Regions from separate parts of the Homo sapiens genome. Here all the other regions are linked to region 1. A link is a contact called in ENCODE Hi-C or POLR2A ChIA-PET data. All regions are on one chromosome and are shown on one strand. Each heading gives the region's core, a stretch centred on a gene start or an enhancer-like site at or near the end of the contact. The rest is flanking DNA. Distances are from core to core; before and after follow the strand shown. Region 1 holds the start of CKMT2 (creatine kinase, mitochondrial 2). Region 2 holds the start of ATG10 (autophagy related 10). Region 3 has its middle 99 kb from the start of SSBP2. Region 4 holds the start of SSBP2 (single stranded DNA binding protein 2).

The links. Hi-C counts contacts between places; a loop is a spot of excess contacts on that map. ChIA-PET counts read pairs that join two places held with the same protein, here RNA polymerase II (POLR2A). Pooled maps may share reads with other maps.
Region 2: a map of ascending aorta shows a loop between it and region 1 (2.6-fold over the local background). The contact joins the promoter of ATG10 here to the promoter of CKMT2 in region 1. A Hi-C loop is called at or near these places in 1 of 168 maps with a recorded cell type or tissue (ascending aorta) and 8 of 50 pooled maps. POLR2A ChIA-PET finds 5 or more read pairs at or near these places in 1 of 52 experiments (WTC11).
Region 3: a loop to region 1 is called in a map of ascending aorta, with 9 times the contacts of the local background. The contact joins the enhancer-like site here to the promoter of CKMT2 in region 1. A Hi-C loop is called at or near these places in 3 of 168 maps with a recorded cell type or tissue (aorta, ascending aorta and gastrocnemius medialis) and 10 of 50 pooled maps. POLR2A ChIA-PET finds 5 or more read pairs at or near these places in 1 of 52 experiments (GM10248).
Region 4: a map of aorta shows a loop between it and region 1 (4-fold over the local background). The contact joins the promoter of SSBP2 here to the promoter of CKMT2 in region 1. A Hi-C loop is called at or near these places in 1 of 168 maps with a recorded cell type or tissue (aorta) and 7 of 50 pooled maps.

What each region holds. Positions count from the first base shown.
Region 1 is chr5:81,231,685-81,234,711 of GRCh38, reverse strand. It overlaps CKMT2 (creatine kinase, mitochondrial 2), which reads right to left and starts at 1,390. Exons shown (of 10, transcript NM_001099735.2): 1 at 1,335-1,390.
Region 2 is chr5:81,970,636-81,973,662 of GRCh38, reverse strand. It overlaps ATG10 (autophagy related 10), which reads right to left and starts at 1,640. Exons shown (of 8, transcript NM_031482.5): 1 at 1,357-1,640. RefSeq lists silencers at 1,240-1,479, 1,650-1,979 and enhancers at 994-1,549, 1,550-2,107.
Region 3 is chr5:81,848,222-81,851,248 of GRCh38, reverse strand. No RefSeq gene overlaps it. Among named protein-coding and RNA genes, the nearest start is that of SSBP2, 99 kb to the right of the region's middle. Within about 2 kb of position 1,453, at least 4 of the 41 ENCODE cell types and tissues checked have a DNase peak (open chromatin) inside an H3K27ac peak, as active enhancers do.
Region 4 is chr5:81,749,454-81,752,480 of GRCh38, reverse strand. SSBP2 (single stranded DNA binding protein 2) reads left to right here and starts at 1,384. Exons shown (of 17, transcript NM_001256732.3): 1 at 1,384-1,500. The coding sequence starts at 1,439. RefSeq lists silencers at 483-832, 1,103-1,432, 1,603-1,652, 2,093-2,142, 2,363-2,522.

The sequences.
Region 1 (3,027 bases), core at 141-2,640:
GGCCCATTTCCTAATGATATGATTTGGTCATGAGGCTGGCAGAGTCCATGGGGTGCATGTGGCACTCCTGTGCTTTGCTGTGACAGTGCCTTAACCCACAGGCGTGATTAACTCCAAAGTCTGGGGTCTTTGGAAAAGGTGCCTATCAATGCAGAGGAAGTGAAGTGCTCAGACCGCCAAACAAGGCCAAGAGCCTCCCGGAAGAGCCTGCCTGTCAGGAAGTCTCTGGCCACATGCTGTGGCCATGCTCGCCTCTATGAGAGGACAGAGAGAACAGACCAAGGACACGAGTTCAGAACAGAGAAAATGTGAGAGCCGTAGACAGGAAAAGCAGCCCTTCTGGAAACAGCACACTGGTGTACCTAGCGTAACCTTGTCCTGAGGGCCACTAACTGCCCCTCACTTGACTCAGCTGACACTGTGAGGGGTCACGAGCCTGGCAACACTTTCTGGAAGGTCTAAAGGGCAGCACTGAGGAGACCTAAAGGTTTTGGTCTGTTTGTCAAATGTCACTCTTCCTCACATTCGGAGGAGAGCATTTGAAGGCAGACCACTCTAGGGGCAAGAACAGGACTGATTTTAACCCCGGGACAACCAACCAAGCAAGCAAGCTAGTGAAGAACAGGCCTCTGCCCAGGTGAAACACGTGGGGCCAATTCCATAGGTTTTTTTTTTTTTTTTTTTTTTTTTAATTAACCTCCGGTGGGAAAGGTAAGGATGGTGGGGAGGGGAGACGGTTACTTGTCTCATTATCAATGTGTTAGTATTAGTGACGGCAAAACTGAATCTCTAGCAATACTATTTGCCCGTTTAAACTGGGCCTGGCTATTGGGCTTATGAGCAAATAGCTTCTCAAAATTTTAATTTTCTAGTTAGTTCATCCCAAGTCACTGATTTACATGTCTTTTGAGACTGAGACTGCTGGGGAAAAACATTCCCAGAAATGAGTGGATTAGACTCTGTGAATTACAAGGGAAAGACACTTTAAGTTTAAAGTTGTCCCAAACTTAGCGTCAAAATACAGCCTTTAGATTTTTTTTTCCATCGAGAAAAATTCCTGATTCACTACCAAAAAGAGGCCCTGCAGGCAGCGTGCTGATTTGTTCTGCTCCTGGTGCTGAGCTGCCCCCACCTGTGTGCAGGGAGGAGGGGTCGCTTCGGCCAAGGGCGGGAGCTCTGCTGGCTTTAGCGAGTCACCATTGCCTCCTCGCAGTCAGCGTCCTAACGGGGTCCCCGTCTACAGCCCGGCATCCACTCCTCCAAGGCCCTTCACACTGGCTCTAGCCATGACCCCTCTTTGGAGGAATAAAGCAGAGTTTCACGGACTCACCGACCTTGAAGCCGGAGCCTCCCACGTCCTGCTGAGCGCACACAGCCAAGAAGTGTATGCAGGGCGAGCTGGTCGGGCCGGCCTGGAAATCCTCCCTGGCGGGGCGGGGCCAGAGGACCTCACCAATCCCAGCGTAGACCTCCGGGCGCACCGGCCCCCACAGCTGTACCCTTGAAGGCAGGCCCGTGGGCGCTGGGCCCTTTATAGCACCTGCCCTTTCTCTGAAACGTAAAAGGCGGAGCCAGTCTTGCTTCCCAGGCCTGGTCCTGGAGGCTCCTTTGCCAGGGCTCTGGATCTCAGAATGGAAGGGCCAGCAGGTGAAATTGCACATCTGTTGGGGGATTTGTTTCTCTCTTCTCTCAGGTGTACCAGCCTTGGGGCCCTGGTGAGCTCTGGAGGATGAACCCCTCAAGCCAAGGTCGGAGAGGAGGATGTCTCAAGCTGCCTGGCTCCAGCAGCTGACCGGGCCCTGAGCCAGGGGCTGGAGGGACCTCCTTCCAGCGTCTTTGTCTGGGACCTGGATCCAGGGACAATTACAGTCAGGTTTCTGTTCAAGATCAGGCCCCCTGCAGTAGATGGCTAGATCATCTCGCTTTCTGTCCACACCAGCTTAACCCACGGCAGGCCATAGCCCTGCTTAAAAATAGCCCCGCTTGGGATATCCACCGCACGCCGGGAAGGCTGCCTGTAAATAGCAATGACCCAGCAGGATTTTGGACAGCAGCCCTGCCATTTCAAGGGAGCCTGCCTAGGCATCTGGTGACCGTCACGTACTCAGCTTCTGAGGCCACGTGGACATGACCAATTGGTTCCTGTCTCTTCCTTCTCAGAGCCCAGCTCATGCTCAGAGGACTTGATGGAGCAAGGGGTGGAGCCCCAGGAATAACCTTCTACCCAGTGTGGTTCTCCTTCATTCTCTGAAGGAGTTTCCATTTCTTTTAAACACGACCCATGTTTAAAAATATCATCTATTTTACCTTTGCATGGGGTACTGACAGGGAGAGCACGTGAGGGGGCCTTTTGGCGGGATGGGAAGTTTCCTGATTGGGGTGGTTATATAAAGATTGGGACCAATCAAATTAATTTCATAATCCTTTAAGGAGTCAAGACCCACCAGCTTGCATATTCTATCATCAGGGCAGTCTCGGTTTATTCCTTCTCAAAATAGCTCTTTTCCACACACACTTGTTTCAAGTCAGTTCAGGCACCAACTGAAATAAATCCATTGACCCTGAAATAGCCCAGCTCCCAGATCCAGAAAATTATAAGGCTTTTAAAGAGCATGGAATTGTAGATTTAAAGAATGGCAGTTATAGCAAAAACCTCCTTTTCCTCCCCAATTGCCTAATCAACATTTAGGGCCCCCTCCACTCACCCGACCTCAACACCTTATATTTTATAGAGTAAATGTTTATGTTAGTAAGGTCAGAAGAAAAATTGGGTCATTGTTGAGAAAAGAGGGTACCACCCTTCTTTTGGGGGACTGGTCCTCTTCAAGCTTATTATAAAGGTGGTGTGATGGGGATGAAATCTCTACAAGGGACTCACAGTAGAAATTCTGGCTTTCTGGAAATCTTTCAAATGCCATCCCTGTCACATGGCATCTATTCCCTTCTCATCGTTACCAACTCCTTTTGAAGCTCTGGGGCTCTAGCCACACCAGGCTGCCCTGTGGCTGGCTTCTGCCATAAGGGCAG
Region 2 (3,027 bases), core at 391-2,890, 740 kb before region 1:
TGTCCTTCCATCCTGAGAAGCATAAACTTGTTTTTGCCACTAAAGAATAGAGACCATTGTCCAATAACAAAAGTTATAAATATGACTCAAAATGAACCTGTGACAAAGATTTATTAAACTCACAATGGAACAAGCTGAATGGCTTAGTGTGCTCAAAAGCATTTCAGGAACTGAGCATAAACACTGAAGAAAGGATGGTAAGTTTGATAGGTTAGACAGAAAAATGGTTAATATTGGCCGGGCGCGGTGGCTGACGCCTGTGATCCCAGTACTTTGGGAGGCCGAGGCAGGCGGATCACAAAATCAGGAGTTCCGGACCAGCCTGGCCAATATGGTGAAACCCCGTCTCTACTAAACTTACAAAAATTAGCTGAGCGTGGTGGCGGGCACCTGTAGTCCCAGCAACTCGGGAGGCTGAGGCAGGAGAATTGCTTTAACCCGAGAGGCAGAGGTTGCAGTGAGCCGAGATCGTGCCACTGCACTCCAGCCTGGGCGACAGAGCAAGACTCTGTCTCAAAAAAAAGAAAAGAAAAATGGCTAATATCCTACAAGGCACTAAAACTACAACCTTTAGGAGTACTGTATTTTTTTCTCTCCCACTCAGAAATAATTTGCATCTCCATTAATGAAAAAGATGTTAACTACAAAGCCTAGGCCCTAATCAATATCATCATGCCAAACAAAATATAGTCCCCTAGACATCTAAATCATCTTCAGGTGGGCCTGTTAGGCTCCATTTTGACTCTGAAAAAAACATGCTGTCCTTTTGCCTTATTTCCAATACTTTTGTAATTTTTACCGCCACTAAAAGTTTCTATAAATCAGTCAACTATTCCTTTATCATTCTCCGGTCCTCCCCGCCAATTCTTGATTTTATAGGTTTTTTGGGAGGTTTAAAAAAAAAAGAAAGACCTGTTGGCTCTAAATATCAAGTTATTCCTCCTGATACTTAATCTGAAACTTCAAATTAAGTTGGACTCAGCCACTGGAAGCCCCAGTAATTTAATACTGTTTCAACCAAAGATTTGCTATCAGTATGTGGATTTTAAACACAAAGTAGTTACTACCCACTTCGAGGGTGCTTTGGGTACTGGGCCAGGTGTGCTGGTGACACCGTGTGCGCGACGGGGACCGGGTCCCCGAGGAGGGAGTGTCCTCGCCCTTCCCCGCTCGCGGCGGCCAGCACAGGCCTGCAGTTACCGGCGGGGACCCGCTTCCCCGGCCTTTTGTTCAGGACTGGGCTGTTTCCCGCCTACCCGCGCGTGCCCTTCCTCCCTGTCCTAGGAGTGGGGCAAGGACCGTGTGGGAAGCAGAGCCGGGAGGAGACAACCGGCAAGGGCTGTGGGGAATACTCACCCCTCTCCGCTCGGCCCCTGACCCCGCAGCCCAGCCCGGCGAGGGCGGGGCGACGGGGCCAGGGGGAGGAGAGCTGGGGAGAGGGACCCAGCGCCCTGCGAGGCCACTGCCGCGCCGGTGACCCTACGGAACTGAATGATGGGACTGCGGGGGCCTCGAGGGCGGAGGAAGAGCCGAGCCAGCGCGCCCCGAGGCCAACCAGAAGTGGCCGTGGCCTCCTTCAGTCAGGTCCGCGGCCTCCTTCAGTCAGGTCCGCCACGGCCGAGTCGGAGCGTGCGCACTGCGCCTTCCCGCGCCGTGGGGGCCGCCTAGCGCAGGCCGGTGACGTGATCGGCCGCGCGCTCTGGGCAGGGCGGGGCTGAGACCCAGGCCGGGACTGGGAGCGGGTGGAGAGGAGGGAAGCGAGACCTCCCCGCCGCCCGCGACCACCCCCGCCAAGGCCCCGCCCCTCGCCTGGCGGGCAGCTCTCCCCCGCCAACCCCCACCTCCAACCCAACGCAGGCGGTGCCCTCCGCGGAGCACAAAGGCGGCTCGTTGACGGGGGAGCGGGTTACTAGCATCCCCCTAAGAGGTTGGGGAACCATGCCAGCATGCTTACGCTACAAAAAGTCCTGTAAACACCACAATTAAGCACAAGCACGGCTACCCCTTGAAAACTTACGGATGGAGGGAGAAGTTAGGAATTCGAATATTGACAATAGTACCATCTGTGGCACATATCCCAGAGGAGAAAAAAAAAAAACTAGCAGCAAAATTAAATTGGGGCGAAACGATGGGGATAAAGACTAGAAAAAATGTAGGAGTAACAGGGGTAATCGAACTGAAATAGCAGACATCTGAAAGAAAACTAGCATCTGCTCCTTCTAACAACAGAGTTAAATTTGTTGGAAATGAAAGGAGAAAATGCAGGCGAAGAAGTGAAAGGAAAACCTGCCTTCAAACTACATGACATAGTTTTTTGATCTTGTACTACAGTTGTGTAAGATGTCACCATTGGAGGAAACTAGGTGATAGGTACACGGGACTCTAGGTGCTGTAGTATTTTTGCAATTTCCTGTGTCTATAATTATTTCCAAATAATAAGTGTTTTTAAAAGGAGAGAATACTGATCAGTGGCGACCAGGGCAAAGGGCTGGAGGAAGGGGGTGACTGAAAAGGAGCTTGAGAGCTTCTATACCGTGATTGTGTTGGTGACTAAACCACTGTTTGACAAAACCCATAAGAGGTATAAATTTTACTGCATGTGAAATAGTTTAAAACTCAAAATGATGCGACTAATAAAAATGAACTTACACTAACATTTTTTAGCAACTATGGATATAAATTAATTGGTAGCTGCCAATTTAGATTATCCATTTAATTTTTTTAAAAGCACAAGGCAGTGTGTTCTGAATGAGAGCTTAAGTAGACCAGGTGTCTCCATCAACTTTAAGTATTTACCTTAAAAACGTATTTCACAGATGAAAACAAGAATGCGGCTGGGCGCAGTGGCTCACGCCTGTAATCCCAGCACTTTGGGAGCCCGAGGTAGGAGGATCGCTTTAGCCCAGGAGTTCAAGACCAGCTATGGGCAAGGCAGTGAGACCTCATCTCTACAAAAATTTTTCAAAATAACAATAAATTTTTAAAAAAAGAATGCATTGCTTTACATTGTACTCCATATTTTAGAAA
Region 3 (3,027 bases), core at 204-2,703, 620 kb before region 1:
AGGTTTAAGTCACATTTCAAAATTCAAATCATTATGCAGAACAAGGGCTTGCCTAGAGCTAGGCAAACTGTTTTTATTTGGAGATGACCTAGGCCAAACCTTGGAGAGTGCTGGAGCTCCTGGTGGCTTTCTCCACACTAGGCCTGTGTCGTCTCTCCTTTCCCAATCCAACTCCTTTTCCCTTACTCAGAGGGCATATTCTAGGGGGAAGCTGCCCTGTTCTTTGTGCTGCCTTCTCCAGGTGAAGGCTGATGTTAACACTGCTCTTCCTCCCCTTAGCGTTTTAGAGCCCCTGTGAACTGCTGAGAGGCCCCTTGGGATTGTCCTCCAGAGTTTCCCTCTCCTAACTGAGCATCTCCCAGGCATCTAGCCCTCTGTCGTGGGGGTGGGTGGACGGGAACTCTATTCCTTCCACATCAGAGAGCTTAACCACTCTTCCAACCCACCCATTCTCCTTTGGGAGTGCCGGGCTCATTTGGCCTCTCTCAGATGAAATCATATGAAGACATAAAAGGCCTTCCCTCTCCACCACCAGGTTATCCTGTCACCACATCGCAATGCAGTGCCATCACAAAGTGATATTGCATCAGGCCCAAGGATATTTTAGGAAGCTCTCAAGCTGGGTCCAACAAGCCTTCCATGCAGGCATCAGGACCACACTGCCAAATTCAAGGCTGCAGAGCTGCTGGGCAGGTGTCAGTGATGTCCTCTCTAGTCTCAGCTATTCTCTTCTCTATTCTCTACTCCACCTCCCCCACCTGCATGCCTTCCACCAGGCAGGTCCACTTTCAGACTCCCCCAATACTCTCTTTGCCCAGCTCCCAGAGGCCACTACTTTTGCTTTTCCTCCTGTTTTCTTTGCAAAGTGTTCCAGCACACCTTCTGATGTATTTCCTGTTTTTCTGCCTATCATGGTCACTCACTGAAACCTTAATTAATATTTGCTCATATTAACTGTAAATCAACTAAATTACACTTGGAGCTGCAATGGCTGCAGCACACACAGTCTCCAATTTGGGTGTCTGCATGCCACAGGCCTCCCCAACTTGTTGGACTTGGGTGAACTTTTCTCATTCCCTCAGACTCTGGATCTCCCAGCTTGGTTGGCACAAGGGCAGCGGCCAAGAATCCAGGCACCACCCTCAGCAAGTGCCCCTTCTCTGAGTCCTGCTAATGCAATCCAGCAGCCAATTGACTTAAATTCCTTCCGCTTTATTGTTCTCCATCCTCAGAGAGGCCAATCTCAGCATCTAGCGGGGCTGTGAGGCAGACCTCCTCTGATCCTGGAGTTGTAATCCCCCACTGCTGGCTCCTGCAGTTTTATTACAGCCTCCTTTTTTTCTAAGATTGACAGATATAAACCTCCAGTGTGGAGGCCTGCAACAGCACCCTTAAAGGCTTCTTTGTGTAGAAATGTAACCTTAGGGCAAAGTCGGCCCAGCTCCAGGAAGGGCACATTATCCTGCTACAGGGAAGTACTGTGCTGAGACAGACCTGGAGATTTCTTCTAATGGCTGGGGACCTGGGAACCTCCCAGGGACAATACCTTCTTCCTCTAAGTAGAATATAGGCTTGTCTAATTTTACTGGGAGTGGGAATGGGGGTGGGGGACATTGAAGGGAAGGGGATGCTGGAAGAGACCTGTAATGACTGTTCAGGGAACTCCACATGCAATTGGAAGAAACAGATATCCTTTTTTTCAGGGAGCGGGTCTCTAAATGCAACCACTTATGAAGCCCCCATGAGTGGAAGCACTGTCCGAGTCAGAGGGAGTTAGCACCATTTGCTTCTCTTGGAGCTGATGCTACGGTTTCCATTCCCAAGCAGAATGGCTTTGGATCATTTAGAGGATCTGATCTCTTTAGGCAGGTGTTGGGTTAGACACATTATTCCAAAAGCAAGGGTGAAAAGGTGCAGAATCTTAATTTACCATGCAGGATTATAGTCAGATTTAAATCAGGTAGAATCATTAAGGGATTTAGAGCCAGAGTCTTTTTCCAAAGAGAAAAAGGACTGAATAATTCTCTTTCGTTGAAGTATAGTGAGGTCAGGAGTGTAGCATCTTACGCTTGGGGTTTTCTTCCTCTAGCTTTAAAAGGTTGGCTTATACTTTCAGTCAGTCAATTAGAACAGTAATAGAGTATCAAATGTATATGATTAGGCATTAACTTCCATATAGACTAGTGCAAAAACTAAGAGATGAAGGTGTGTACCTGTCATTACAAAGGGCCCCCTATGGGAACTGGGACGGCACCTTGGTTAAGGGACAAGTGAGATGCAGCTAGTTAGAAAAGATGAATTTGGAATCAGGAGAGGTAAGAAACACATGAATACAATTTCTATGGAATCTAGTTGAGATGTGGGTGTTGAGTCCTACAGCTCCAGGAGCTGGAGTTACTAGTATAGAGAGGTTAACACAATGCTTTTAGTCAAAGTTTTTGAAATACATATTCTCACAGAGTCAAGAACATGGACAGTGCAGGAAATGGAAAGGAGAAGATATCTTCAGATGGTATTTGAGATTACAGAATGTGGACAGAAATAAAAATACATATGCAATTATTTTTCCCCTTCCCTTTTCCTCCTAAATCTAGGCAGGAGTTTAACTTTGGATTGAAAGGCTCCCTGTTGTTCTTCCTCCTCTAGCTTCTCCTCTAGTTACCCCATCCACACTCCAGTTCTGGTTTTGAGCAGAACTGCAATTGTCCTTTGTACGGAATTGCATGAAATCCTGTGCTGGTTTTCTAATGTGGGAAAATGTCTACTAGGGAGGCTAAGACCACCAAACTAGTTTCATTATAACCCAAGGTACACTTAAATCCAGCCCTTCAGTGGTGGGCAACTGGCCCAGCAAAGTCTTCCTCTATAGTACTCATTAAAATGTTATTTACATTTTACAATATGGTCCCAAGCCATAAGTCGGGATTTTATCTTGGCAAATAGAAAAGAATACTCTTGTGACACCTGGGCCTGCAAAGTTTTAACTTATACGATGGACCCGTTGGTGATTTGCAAAACAAGATCACA
Region 4 (3,027 bases), core at 135-2,634, 520 kb before region 1:
GATTTCCCTCTCCTCCCATAGCTACTTCTTGTCTATTCATCCTTTCCAGATGTCGCCCTGTCCCACCCCATCTGTCCCCTTCTTCCCCGTGTGAAGCCCATCTTCTTTCTAACCCCATTTGCACCCGTCTGATTTTACAGTCAAGGACTTCAATAAGATAAATGATGCAGAGTTCTACTGGGAACCAGATTGTGTGTGTTTCTGAAACTTTTGCGCGTTTACTGAAATGGGATTAGGGATTTGGATACAGAAACATTCTCGGGCAGCCTTTCAGCCCTGGCACAGCTTTGTACACCTTGGAGCGCGCTGGGGCCTATTCTAACGGGCAAGGACAGGGAAGTCTTTCAAGACCTTTTCTGGCCTTTTCCACTCCAGGGGTCAGGATGAATAGGCATCACTGACCCAAACTGTTAAACCAGGCCGGGTGGGGAAGCCTGGGGCCCTCTTCTGCGGCAGATCTGGCGGGGTGTCCAGGGCGCCGCGGGGCTCCGTGCAAGAAGGGGTTGGGGCAGGGGCCGCTGCGGCCGCAGGAGTCACCGGGCCTCCTCGGGAGGTCCGCTCACCTCTTACAGAGGAGGCCGACCCCAGGCCGGGTGCTCCCCTGGGGCGCAGGGCGCGGCCCCGGGCGCCGCCACCGCAGCGGCGCCGAGGGCCGGAGGTGCAGCCTTTCCCCAGGAGAGAAGGCGAGTCGCTGTCGGTCGCTCAGCCAGAAGGTCGAGGGAACCGCGCGGGTGTCCCTCGCCAGCCGGCCCTCTGGGAACAGGGCGGGGGCGACACCCCAGGGAGTAGGGCTGAGGACCGCAAAAATCAATCGTGGGTACCGGCGCGGGGTCACGCATAGGAGAGGAGCGGGAGAGGGGCTGGTGGGGGCCCCAGGGCGGCTGAGGCCGTGGCTCTGTCGTGGACTCGGCGGGCGCCCCGAAGTCTGGGGCCGCCACGGCTCCAGCTCCGCCGGCTCCGGCCGGAGACTCCAGGCCGCAGTTTCTCCTCCTCCCGGCGCCTTCTCTCCAGTGAGGAGCTGAGCGCGGGCGGCGCGGGGGGAGGGGTGGCGGCGGAGAGAACAGCCAGTTGTTTAAAATCCTTCTAGAGCAGTTTCTAATTCCCCCCTTGCGCCCGGGTTCGGAGGGGGGAGGGGGAAGGAGAGCGGGTGGAGGGAGGAGAGCGGAGAGGGAAGGCGGGAGGGAGGGAGTCGGGGAGGGAGGGAAGGAGGGAGGAGACTGCCGCTGAGGCTTAGCCGCCACCGCGCGCTTCGGAAGGCCAGAGGGAGGGGGAGGCCTGTCAGTCTCGCGCGTTGCCTGGGCGAAGGGGGCGGAGCTTTGGCGTGGGGCGGCCAATAGTGGGGGTGGCTGCGTGGGTCGCCATGGGGACGGGGCTGTTCCCGGGGAGGCTGTGATGGGTTGACAGGTGCGTGACAGTGGGAGCTGCTCTCGGCACAAGCATGTACGGCAAAGGCAAGAGTAACAGCAGCGCCGTCCCGTCCGACAGCCAGGCCCGGGAGAAGTAAGTGTCTCCGCTTCTCACCCACCTCCGCCTTCACACGCGCGCACACTCACGCACGCACTCGCACACTCTGGGAGACACAGACACTCTCCGCCCGGGGAGCGCCGGGGGTGGGCTGGCAGGGGGAGGGGTGCCGCGATGGGGGCGTGTGGTGCGGGGAGCTGCGCTTTCCCGGGAGGTGCGGGCGCTGGGCGGGCGGCCGCAGGGGGCTGTCGGCGGGAGGGACCGGGTGTGTTGAGGGGCGGCGGTGGTGCTGGTGGCGAGGATGGAAACTTGTTTGGGTGATTGAGGGAAATAACCCGCGGGTTCACCTTCCAAAGTAACTTTAGAGCTGGGGTCCGGGGCTCCGGGGACCTGGGGAGCCGCCGGGGGTGGCGGGAGGGGCAGCTGCGTGGAGGAAGGCGCGCAGTGGGAATGTGGGTGTTTGGCGGGCCGGCCGGGGTCGGGGCCGGGGTCGGGGCGGGCAGCGCGGGGAGCGCGGCGGCGGGGGCCTGGGCGCTGGGGCTTAGGGCCGCGAGCGCGGGGCGAGGCGAGGCGAGGGCGGCGGTGCCGGGCGCGCGGCGGGCGGAAGCCGGGCGTGGAGCGGCCGAGCGGGGCCCCGCGGGGCGCGGAGACGCGCGCGGGGCGCGGAGGGCGTGTGCGGGTTGGGCGTCCGGGCTTTCCTGGGCCAGCTACGGACGCGGCGCCCGCAGTCCCCCGCGCATCGCGGGGCTGGGGCTGGGGCTGGGGCGGGGGCGGGGGCGGGTGGGCGCCGGAGACGCCGCCGAAGTTTGGGAGTCGGAGAGGGACCGAGTTCCCGGGGAGCTAAAGTGTGTTGGCGAGGAGCGGGATCCGCTGGAGGAGGCTGGCGTTTCTGCCTCTCGCAGCGGACCCAACTCCGCGGCGGCGGCTGGCGAACTTTTTGTGAGGCTGGCAGCCCCCGAGCGGCGGGAGGGGCGGGCCCGGCGGGGCGGTGGTCGGGGGCGCGCGGAGGGGAGTTGTGGGAGCCGCCGGGGGCGCCCGAGGAGGGCAGCTGTGGCGGGGAGGGCCAGTGGTCCGAAAAGGGGTTTGTGGGAGGGGAGAAGCGTTCAGGTGGGAAGGAGCCGCTTGGTTACAGTTGTGGGGAGATACAGGTGTTAACTTCGGTGGGAGCCCAAGAGGCGGCTGGCGAGAACAGAGCCCCTCCCGGCCCGGGATGCCACTGTCACGGCACACTGCAAAGCAAAGCGGTTTGCTGCTATTCTTGTGTACTTGTAACGGTGATTTGGTTGTTACTAAAAATGAGAACGAATAGTGACTGTGATCACTGAGGAAGAACCCCCCCCTTTTTTTTTTAAACTGTGCAACAGATCAGTGATTCCCAGTAACCACTTAAACTCTGAGGGTCAGAGTTATCCTTGTCGTTGAACGCACCCTGTCTTTCTGAGGGGGTTCAGACCAGAGAAAAAGTCTGAGAGCATCTCTCAAAGGTACTTTGGTTACCTTGCGCACAGAAATAGCTGCGTAAATAAAAACCGAATGCGCAGGCGACTGAGTTTCCCTCCTTGG